2 separate regions of the Homo sapiens genome follow, and region 1 is linked to region 2. The links are chromatin loops, found by intact Hi-C in ENCODE. Cell type or tissue: GM12878. All regions are shown on one strand. Each heading gives the region's core, and the rest is flanking DNA. Links, peaks and the distances in the headings are about the cores only.

Region 1 (4,336 bases), core at 1,219-3,718, 570 kb before region 2:
TGGATGCAAGGATAAGATTCTTGGCTGTTAGAATGATCAACTCTGTAGTCAGCCTTTTAGCAAGGTCAAACGGTCTCAGTCCTGGAAATATTCAACAGAGACAAATGTTCTGAGTGAGGGCTATTCATCTACCTGGAGTTTGGAATGTCTGGGTTGCGGGGGTCTCTTCTGATTTTGAGAACTGATGCTTTTCTGATAACTGCAGAGAATAGTCCTCTACTTGCTTTGTCTAGATAACTATTAGCCTACACATCTCTGAATAGTACTTCCCCCTTTTCTCTATACAGTTTTTTGAAGTATAGGCTATATTACTTCTGAAACATACATGACCATAGTCTTGAAAGGGCTCCAAGCCATGTCTACCACTGATAAAGGAAACATTTACTCATTTTAAACTCAGTCATTCATCCATGTAATTTTAACAGTGGACTAGTCCTTGCTTAACATTGAATTACTAAAGTGAAATGCGGCTTCCTACACCTGCCTTCCTGGTCAAAAAGGGAGGATCCACAGAGAACGTTTCTCTTTTCCAGGGGACTTGCCAGTTTTACAAAGAAACAGAGGCTCTCTTTGGAAAAAAATTGAACTTGTAACTTACAATTTTAGCAACTGAATACATGTGAGACCAGGTTAGCTGCCTTAACTCACTTTCACAGATTGACAATCCATTTTAACAGGTCTGCACTCAAGGCTGGTGTCTGAAGAGGGGAGAGCCTTGGAGGCTTTTAAGCCTTTGATCAGGAATATCCACACAAGCTAATGCCTTAAAAGCAAAGGAATTAAACCTTTCCCTGACCCAGTTATCAAGGCACGGTTCTCGTGGTCTCACCAGCTGGCACAGCCATCCCTGAAGCCTTTGGTCACAGAATCGGCAACAGGAGCTGGAAGGAGCTGCCCCACGCTGTACACTTTTGTGATATAGTTTTCTGTCAGCATGTACCACGTGGATCCAAGACTGCCTCTACCCCACTCCCAGTGCCCAGATCACTGAACGTAATACCGATGTGGTAAATGAGCAGAGGAATGGCCAGGCTTAGGGAGTTCCAGCCAGCTTCCTTGCCTTTGAATATAGAATGTCAGGTAATTTAAGTAAAATAATGGCTAAACCTTACTATATGCCAGGCACTGTCCAAGTGCTTCAGAGATACTGATTCATTTAACTCACAACTACCCGACGAAGTAGATGCTATCATTTTCATCATCTCTGTTTTAAAGATGAGGAGAGAAACATTAAATAACTTGCTCTAAGTCACACTCTAAGGGTACATCCACGACCTTGGCCAAGGTCATTTGGCCCCAGAGTCTGTGTGTTTAAGGGCCATTCTGGGCTGACTCCCTGAAGAATGGGCTCTGTTCTGTCATTGAAAGTATTTGGGGTCAGAGACATTGTCCATTACAGAATTCATCACCCTGAACATCAGAAACCTGCCCTTGGATCTAGAGGAAACTTTTTCAGCTTTAATGTCAACCTTATTTATTAATTTATTCTGGGAATGGTTTTTGGGATTTCTTTGCTTCTCCATAGACACAAAGAATATTCTCTTTACAAAAACCTTTTATTTTCTTGAAAATGGGCATTAAGCCACACTTTTGACTTCACTCGTTTACAAAAAAACTACAACCCATTTGATTTTTCTTGCACAGTTCAGTTTTTCTTTTCATCTCTTAACCTGCTCTAGAATGTCAAATAGGAACGTAGTAGGTAAGTTCTTGTATACCACATTCCTTTTGATGAATCTCAATGTTAAGAGAGTTTTTCCCATAAGAAAACAACAGTGCTCCGTTGTGTATTCAGCTTATAGTTCTGGGTCACAGATCCTGTCCCTCCACAACACTTGTGCCTGCCTAGACTCTCCTTTCCTTTATGTGAATCAGTCTCTTGCACCACAAGTTTACTTTCTACTTTCATTTGAGTCTGTGTTTTTGCATTTCATCCTCTCTGTGAATTTCAGTTTTGTCATGTCCCTTTTACATTTGACTCTCTCTCATCTTCCAAAGTACTGGCAGTGTCACCTCATTGATTATCATTTCTTTATTTTCTGCAGCTAAAAACAGTAACTGAAGTTGTTTTGGAGGAATTCCTCCTTGTGGTCTTTGTACTATGATTTCTATCTCTACAGATAACCAAGGTGGCACCATATTTCCCTCTCCTGTGACAGACACATGGCCAAAGGACGACCCATAGTGTCCACACGTCAGTCAGTGATACACTGGAGGGGCAGGACCTTCTCAGTTCCACCTACAGGCAGCAGGAGTAATGCCCCTACCCCACCTCACCCCCAGCCCTGCAATGACAGATAAATGAAGTCTAATGCTTAGGGCCCTGTCAGTCTCCGGTGTTTGTCATAATCTCATTTGCAATATGGTTATGAGCACGGATTAAAAGATCACCGAGGTCCACTCTGTATTTCTGCAAGAAGTGGCCACCGGCCATAAAGACCCCTTCTAGGCCTGACACAGTGACTCACATCTGTAATCCTGCACTTTGGAAAGCTGAGGCAGGATCACTTGAGCCCAGGAGTTCAAAACCAACCTGGGCAACAATGTGAGACCCCTGTCTGCACAAAATAAAACAATAAAATTTAAAAGACTAGCTGGGCATAGTGGCACACACCTGTAGTTTTAGCTACTTGTGAGGCTGACACAGGAGGATCACTGGAGCCTGGGAGGTCGAGGCTGCTGTGAGCTATGATCCCACCACGCACTCCAGCCTGGGCAACAGACAAAAAAAAAAAAAGGAACTATTTCTCCACTAGAGGTCGCTGTGCTTCCCAGGTAATAAGGCCTAAGGGGGCTCAGCCTGAATCTTCAGTGTGAGCTAGCAACAGTGACTACACCAACTCAAAAACTCAAAGTAGAGTTGCTAAGAATAGTATGCGTTTTGCCTGGAATGCATTAGAGATAAAGAAGTGTAGAAAAAAACTTTTACCAAGAGTCCAAAAGAGCCAAACAAAAGCTAGCATTCCTGGAGAGAGGAGAGGTTTGCTAAACAGAGGCCATAGGGAGGAGCTCAAGTTTGCTGAGACTCCAGACAAAAGAAGAAAAACTGTGCAAAGAAAGCACAGTTAATTGAATTCCCAAGTAGCTGGTGAGTTACTTGTATTCAACGTATAAATTTCAAGCCACAAATTCAGCTATGCAAGAAATGTAACTTTATTATTTAGAACTGAACCTAAATTTCAATTTTGAGTGTATACCACTGAGTGGTGGAAGCTGGGGCTGATAATTAAGGTCCTCCACCCCAACCCCACTATCCCAAGGGATCCAGGGTCTCTCTGGTTCCCAGGCATATCTGAGTGGGGTGCACATCTGGTATGGGTCATCGTTACCTGTTCAAGTTCCTCAGAATGACAAGACAACTCCATGGGGCCTTCTGACAGGCTTTTCTGCCCTAGTGCTCCTATACTAGGGGGTTCTCTAAGGGATTCTGGGATCTTTTCATTTGCCTGAGTTTAATTCTGAAACAAATCATGGGTCTTCTATACTCTGGGATTCCCTGAAACAATGGAGATTCTGTACGTGGACACACATGCACACATGGCTTGTGTTTCTGCACATGCACGCGTGCACACACACACGCACACACACATACACACACGCACGCACACACATACACACACGCACGCACACACACACAGGCACAGTTTATTATTCTCAGGGACCTTCCAGAATCTAAACTATTTTTTCTGTTTCTAGCTGGGGGCTGGGGAGTGGTGCTGAGGGTTGAGAGTATGCTATCTCTTACTAAACGTTCTCCTAAAATTTTTGTTTATGGCAAAAATTGTATGCTCCTAGTCCTTCAAGGTTTAGGCTTTTAAAGCTAACAAGTTTGTGTTCTTGAAGCTTATAAAGCTCCTCTCTGCTTTTCTTAGGAATCATCCCACCCCTGGGGCAATGACTGCTGCTGACTGAACAGAGGGAGGGCCCAGTATACAAGGAAATAGGGAGGGAGGGAGGGAGGGAAGCCCCATTTACTATCTCAGAGCTGTGAAACCAACTGTAAATCAGAAGCTCGTTTGGTTTGAAGGTTTTAGCAATTCCTGGTTGTAGAAAACTAAGGGTCCAGGCTTAGACATTCTTGGTCCTTAGAGCAAATGTTATTGGGGACTCTAGGGGACAGCAAAGCATCTGTTTCAAGAGATCGCACAGGATCAGTAAGGACAGGCAGGAATTTCTCTGTTCCGTGACTGACTTTCTGACCCAAGGCTGGGCAGTTTTCACAAATGAAGTTTGGCTTCCAGTGAAAAACCAGCCAGTTCTCTGTGAACTTTTAATCCTTTGTTCAAATTTTTTATTGTTTCCTTTGTATAATCTGCTCTGTGCCTGGAGCTCTCAT
Region 2 (5,107 bases), core at 1,397-3,896:
ACAGATTGTGAAGCTCTCTGCTTGGGAAGTTTCCCCATGCCCCTGAGCCCTTATCTGGACCATGCACAACCATAAATGTGCGTTTACATGTGTACACACTCATTCACACCCCTCCAATCCATCCTCTATTTGCTCGCCACAAAGGGGTAGGATTAAAATGCTTCAGGAATCCAAAACCTCTGTAGGATAAAGCTGACACTCCTTAGCATGGAAGACAAAGCCCTTCACAGCTCTGCAGTCTCATGTCATACAACTTCATAACTAGACCTTCAGGATCCAGCCAGACCACCCCTCCCTGGCCTCAACTCCCCTAATACATTATTTGGCCTCACATATCTGCTCCTAAGCCCATGGTGCTTTGTCTGCCTGGAATGCCTTTTCCATAGCCTTGCTCTTGGTAAGCCTCATTGGTAGACCACATTTACTCTTTCAAACTTGCTCAAGAACAGCCTCTGCAGCAAAGCTGTCCTCCCCTCCCATGTCCCCCTCCTTATGCATATTTCTATCTATGCTGGGACACTGGATTGTAATCACTGGTTTCCATGGCTCTCTCTTCCACAGATGATGAATGCCTCAAGAATAAGAGCTATGTCTCAGTGACACTTGTATCCCCAGCTCCTAGGGCTGGAGACATAGAATGCCTAGACTTCTATGTAGCTGGCCATGGAATGTCCCCAGCAGATGTAAAACTAACCACTTGCATTTTTATTTAACTGTTCTGATTGTGTGCCCCAAACTACAGGATGATCTCTCAATGTTTTGGTGGGAACTGGAAACTTCTAGAGCTAAATTAGCTGCCAGAAAAGAACTGTTCACCGTAGGCTGGAGACCCATTGTCTCCTTCTGTGTTCCCAGCTTTTCATAAATGCCACTTCAGACTGTGGGATAGGCAGGTAGGAAGGTGGGCCACTCAAACTTGTCCAGCAATGTCTTGTTTTCATGAAGTCATAGAACCTCAGAATTGAAAGGGATCCTAGAAGCCATCACAGCCTTCCACCCAGGGCAGAACACCCCTACATTCCTTACAGGTGCTCATCCAAACTCAGTAGGTCTCAACTCATCCTGGTGAGGAAGCCTGGCCTGCTCTTGACTGGTTATTAGAAAAATGCTTCCTCATTTAACCGAGGTAATCCCAGCATTCCATGTATTCCTGTCTCAATAAAATCTCATTCAAATAAGAGTCTAACAACCTAGAGTAGGTGAAAATGCAATTCAAAACATGCTGGGAGTTCTCAAAAATTACTAAAAAACAATCATCCTCTTACAATCCTTTTTCCTCATATTTCTCTTTGGATCTCCTACTCGGTGTAGAGGCTCCCAAAACTCTCCCTCTTCTGACTATTCCCAACCAAGCCCGCAAGCAGGCTGCAGCCTTTCTCCACGAGGCCCCCACCCCCATCCTGCACAACTAATGATGGTGGATACTCTCAGCCTCTCTTGCTTTTTAATTTTCTGTTGTTTCCTGTCTTACCCCACTCCCCAGATTCTGCTCTACAAAAGGGATCCCAGGAGCTTCTTGAATATTGACAACACTTATTTTTTTAATTCTTTATAACATGTTGATGGAAATAGAAGCATCTGCATGTCAGGAAGCTGTCATACTTCTCTAACGTCTTTTCTTCTCCAGTCTACACCATCCCCATTTCTTCAACTGACCCTCCAATGGCACAGCTCCCAGAGCCCCAGCACTCCGATGTGCCATTCCTTTTGATATCACCCTTGAGTAATTCCCACAGTATTTAAAAAGAGATGCACAATTATTGTGGATAATAGTAATTATCCACAATAATTCAAGTGTGGTTTCACAACACATAAGACTGTGGAACTCCATGAAAAAGAAGCTTTATGAATGAAGCTGAATAATGCATTACTTTTACCACATTTTCTTAAAAAATAAAAATAAAAAGTACAACTCTGTTCAAAACTGGACACTAACTTCCCGAGGGCCCACCACACTCCCATAGGTAGGCATGTTGTGAGTGGAACGCCGATGGACGCGGGCCCTTGGCACGACAGGCGGGGCCGAGCACTCCTAGGAAGGCCACTGTGTGGGGTGGCTTGAGGGGCTCTAGGGAAACCCCATCCTTCCCATCAAAAATATCCCCACCACCAGGACACATCACTGTCCCATGTCACTCAAAGGCATTAAAAGCAATTGGTAAGTCGCAACTAACCCAACAGGAGGAAGACACCCTCAGGAATGGGCATTAATTAGGGTCTTAGCTGAAGTTATTTCAGATATTATTGGCTACCGCTAAAGGAAGTAGGGAAAGTTCTGAATGTGCCATAGGTGAAGGTTGTGTACCTCCAGGGGGAGCATGAGGTGAGGTGAGGTGAGGGGAAGGCAATGAGAGAAACAAAGGGTCCATGTGAAGAGAATGATGGCGCCTGGTAAGGAGACTGGCCTGAGCCGTAAGTGCGTCTGTGCTGCTTGGCTCAAGCTGCCAGCAACGGGAGCGTAACTGGTTTCACAAGGCTCCCAAGTGGAGCCACACTGCTCGCGGCCTCCAGTGAAGCACACGACCAGAGTGCCCTCTAGCGGGGGGAACGAGCGCTCACCACCCCTCAGGTCCAGGTATTAATAGATCAGCATGGACTTGAATTTTCCGTTACCCTGCTTCAGTCATTTGGTCAACAAGCATTGGTTGAATTCCCACTATGTGCTAACACTATGATAAACACCAGGGGAACATGTGAGTAGGCATGATCACCACTCCCAAGAAGTTTATGGCCAGACTGAGGGGGTAGGACGAGTCGGGGAGGCGTGGGTGCCAAGGATGCAGGCTTGCAAAGGCAGAAGGGGTGGATGGGCCAGGAAGGTCTTCCCAAGAGAGCAGACCCTCATGCTGAGGAGATGTTTGCTGGACAGACAAGTGGGGGATGGGCATTAGCACAAATTGGAGATGTTCTGTCCCCACCTGGAGAAAGAGAAGGTGGGGGTCATGGCCAGAAAGGAAGCTGGAGAGGGGCGGATAGGGGGAGATCATGGAGAGCTTGGCCTTCATTATAAAGATGACAGGAAGCCACAGAGGCATCAATCAATTTTGCAGATTTATAAAAGGATCACTCTGGTAAAGGGAGCAGCAGCTGAACTGCAGGGAAGCAAAACAGATGCCAAGTTTAAAAACGAGGGCCAAAATTAGGATCAAGATGAGGGAACCGCAAAGGGGAACAGATGCGAAGGAAAGAAGGTCAGCAGGACTTGGTGCAGATTGGGTGTGGAGGATAAAGGAAATAGAGGGGTCTCCACTGTTAGTGGAGAGGGGACTCGACTAACTCTCAGCTCCAGCTTGGGAGGCTAGCTTGATGGTGATGTCATTCGTCAAGCCAGGAGTAAAGGAGAAGGAGCAGGTTAAGAAGAGAGATGGTGAGTTCAATTCTGAACATGCAGAATTGGATGTGCCTGCCAGGGACACCAAGAGGAAATTCTGGGAGGTAACTGGTAATTGACTGTTTAGTCTGAAGCACTGGGAACTGATCTGGGAGTTGGCAGTGACCTATGGCATTGGAAGGGAAAAGCTCTCTCAAGGTAAGCACTCAACATGAAGAGAGAAAAGAGCTGAGGACAAACCCTAAGGGAAAGCTAATGCTTAAGAGGCAGTCAGAGAAACAGCAGCCCCGTGGAGACTACGGAGATTGAGGTGGAAAGAGAACAAGAAAAGAGCTGAAGCCAGAAAAGAGGGAGCTGCAAGAAGAAGGGTGTGACCAACTTCATGAAATGGCTACCAAGACAATGTCTTGTAATGAGTTGAAGAGTCAGTGGGCATGAGAGAGGGAGTTTGGTCTTGCCGGCATTCAGCTTTGTGATCTCTTCAATTTGGATTCTTAAAATGTCAGTTTTGTTTCACTCTACCGCTCTGTGTTCAGGACACTCAGGTAACTATTTCTTAGGGGATGCAAATCCTTGCTTTGGTAATACCTGTCACAAGACTATGAGAAGGATTCAATAGGATCATTTACATAGAGCACCTAGAAAATTGCCCAGCACATAGTAGGCACTCAAAGCTTCCTCCCCCACTGAAATAACATACTTAGGAAAGTAAATTTAATAGAATACAGATGCACATTAGATTAGCTGGTCTCTAGGCTGACCAGGTCATGGCTTCCACCACTGAACCAGGTAACCAAGAATGGTGTCAGGTCAGTACATAAACTCCACCAAGTGGGCACTGTGATCCGGTGGCTCATATGTTTGCTGGGGATCAGAAATTGGATCCTGATATTTAGATTCCTTACTAACCTTAATGACTCATTACAACAATACTGTAAAGATGGATACCATTATTCCCTATTTACAGGTGAGGACACTGGACTTACAGAGGTTCTATAACTAGCTCATTGTCACACATTCTGTCTTGCAAAATGGGGTCCCTTTTTAAACTGTGTCATCTTCAGGATGTCCCTTTGGAAGATTTAGGATGAGAGGGAATGTACAGGTGTGCTCGCAGGCACACACACAGACACACACACACACACACACACACACACACATTGTACTGAATGGTAGCCACTCTGAGCCAAAGCCCAGTTTGTTCTCAGCCCTGCAGCTAGCTCATTATCTCATCCTTACTAAGCTTCTCTCATTGCTCAGTGCCTCAGTTTCTCTATTTGGAAAATGAGACAGAATAGTCCTGTGCTTCCCCACTTCCTTCTAGGGAGTGGCCCTGATGAGATCATGTCTGGGTTGCAGGATCCATGGAAATAGGTGAAGCCAGGATGTGACACTGAGCTGTTTGGCTTGGACAGGGGGAAGGCCCATCCTCTGTCTCACTTTGAGTGGATGTGCACATTCAGAAGCCCCAGACCAATGTTACAATGCCTAATGATCAATTATTCACTTCTGGGGCCTAGAACAAATAGGAACCTGGGGGTTTTAACAGTTTTACACAATGAGAAGCAAGTAAATAAAAGCTATTTAATGATAAACCTTCAAACCCAAAGGTGCTAGGCCAAGTTTAACTAAAATGGCATAAGGTCTGTAAGTTGTTATATGGATTTGGGGACCTGGTTTCTTTACCCTGCCCACATTCTTAGCTTTATCCCTCCCTCTGATTTTAAACTAGCCCCATTTCCAAGTGCCGAATCCAAACAAAGAAGCTGAGGACAA

Evidence for each region. Peaks named below come from ENCODE experiments on the same cell type or tissue, not always from the same donor. Only the 100,000 strongest peaks of a DNase experiment are listed, where the experiment ranks them.
Region 1: a loop joins it to region 2, with 4 times the contacts of the local background. A loop is called at or near these places in 5 of 110 quality-filtered maps.

What each region holds. Positions count from the first base shown.
Region 1 is chr1:115,705,438-115,709,773 of GRCh38, reverse strand. All of the region lies in intron 8 of CASQ2 (calsequestrin 2), which reads left to right. Among named protein-coding and RNA genes, the nearest start is that of CASQ2, 61 kb to the left of the region's middle. In GM12878, for the core only: a CTCF peak has its summit at 2,765 (motif pointing right); a DNase peak (open chromatin) is centred at 2,773.
Region 2 is chr1:115,136,505-115,141,611 of GRCh38, reverse strand. No RefSeq gene overlaps it. Among named protein-coding and RNA genes, the nearest start is that of LINC01765, 39 kb to the right of the region's middle. In GM12878, for the core only: a CTCF peak has its summit at 2,532 (motif pointing left); a DNase peak (open chromatin) is centred at 2,531.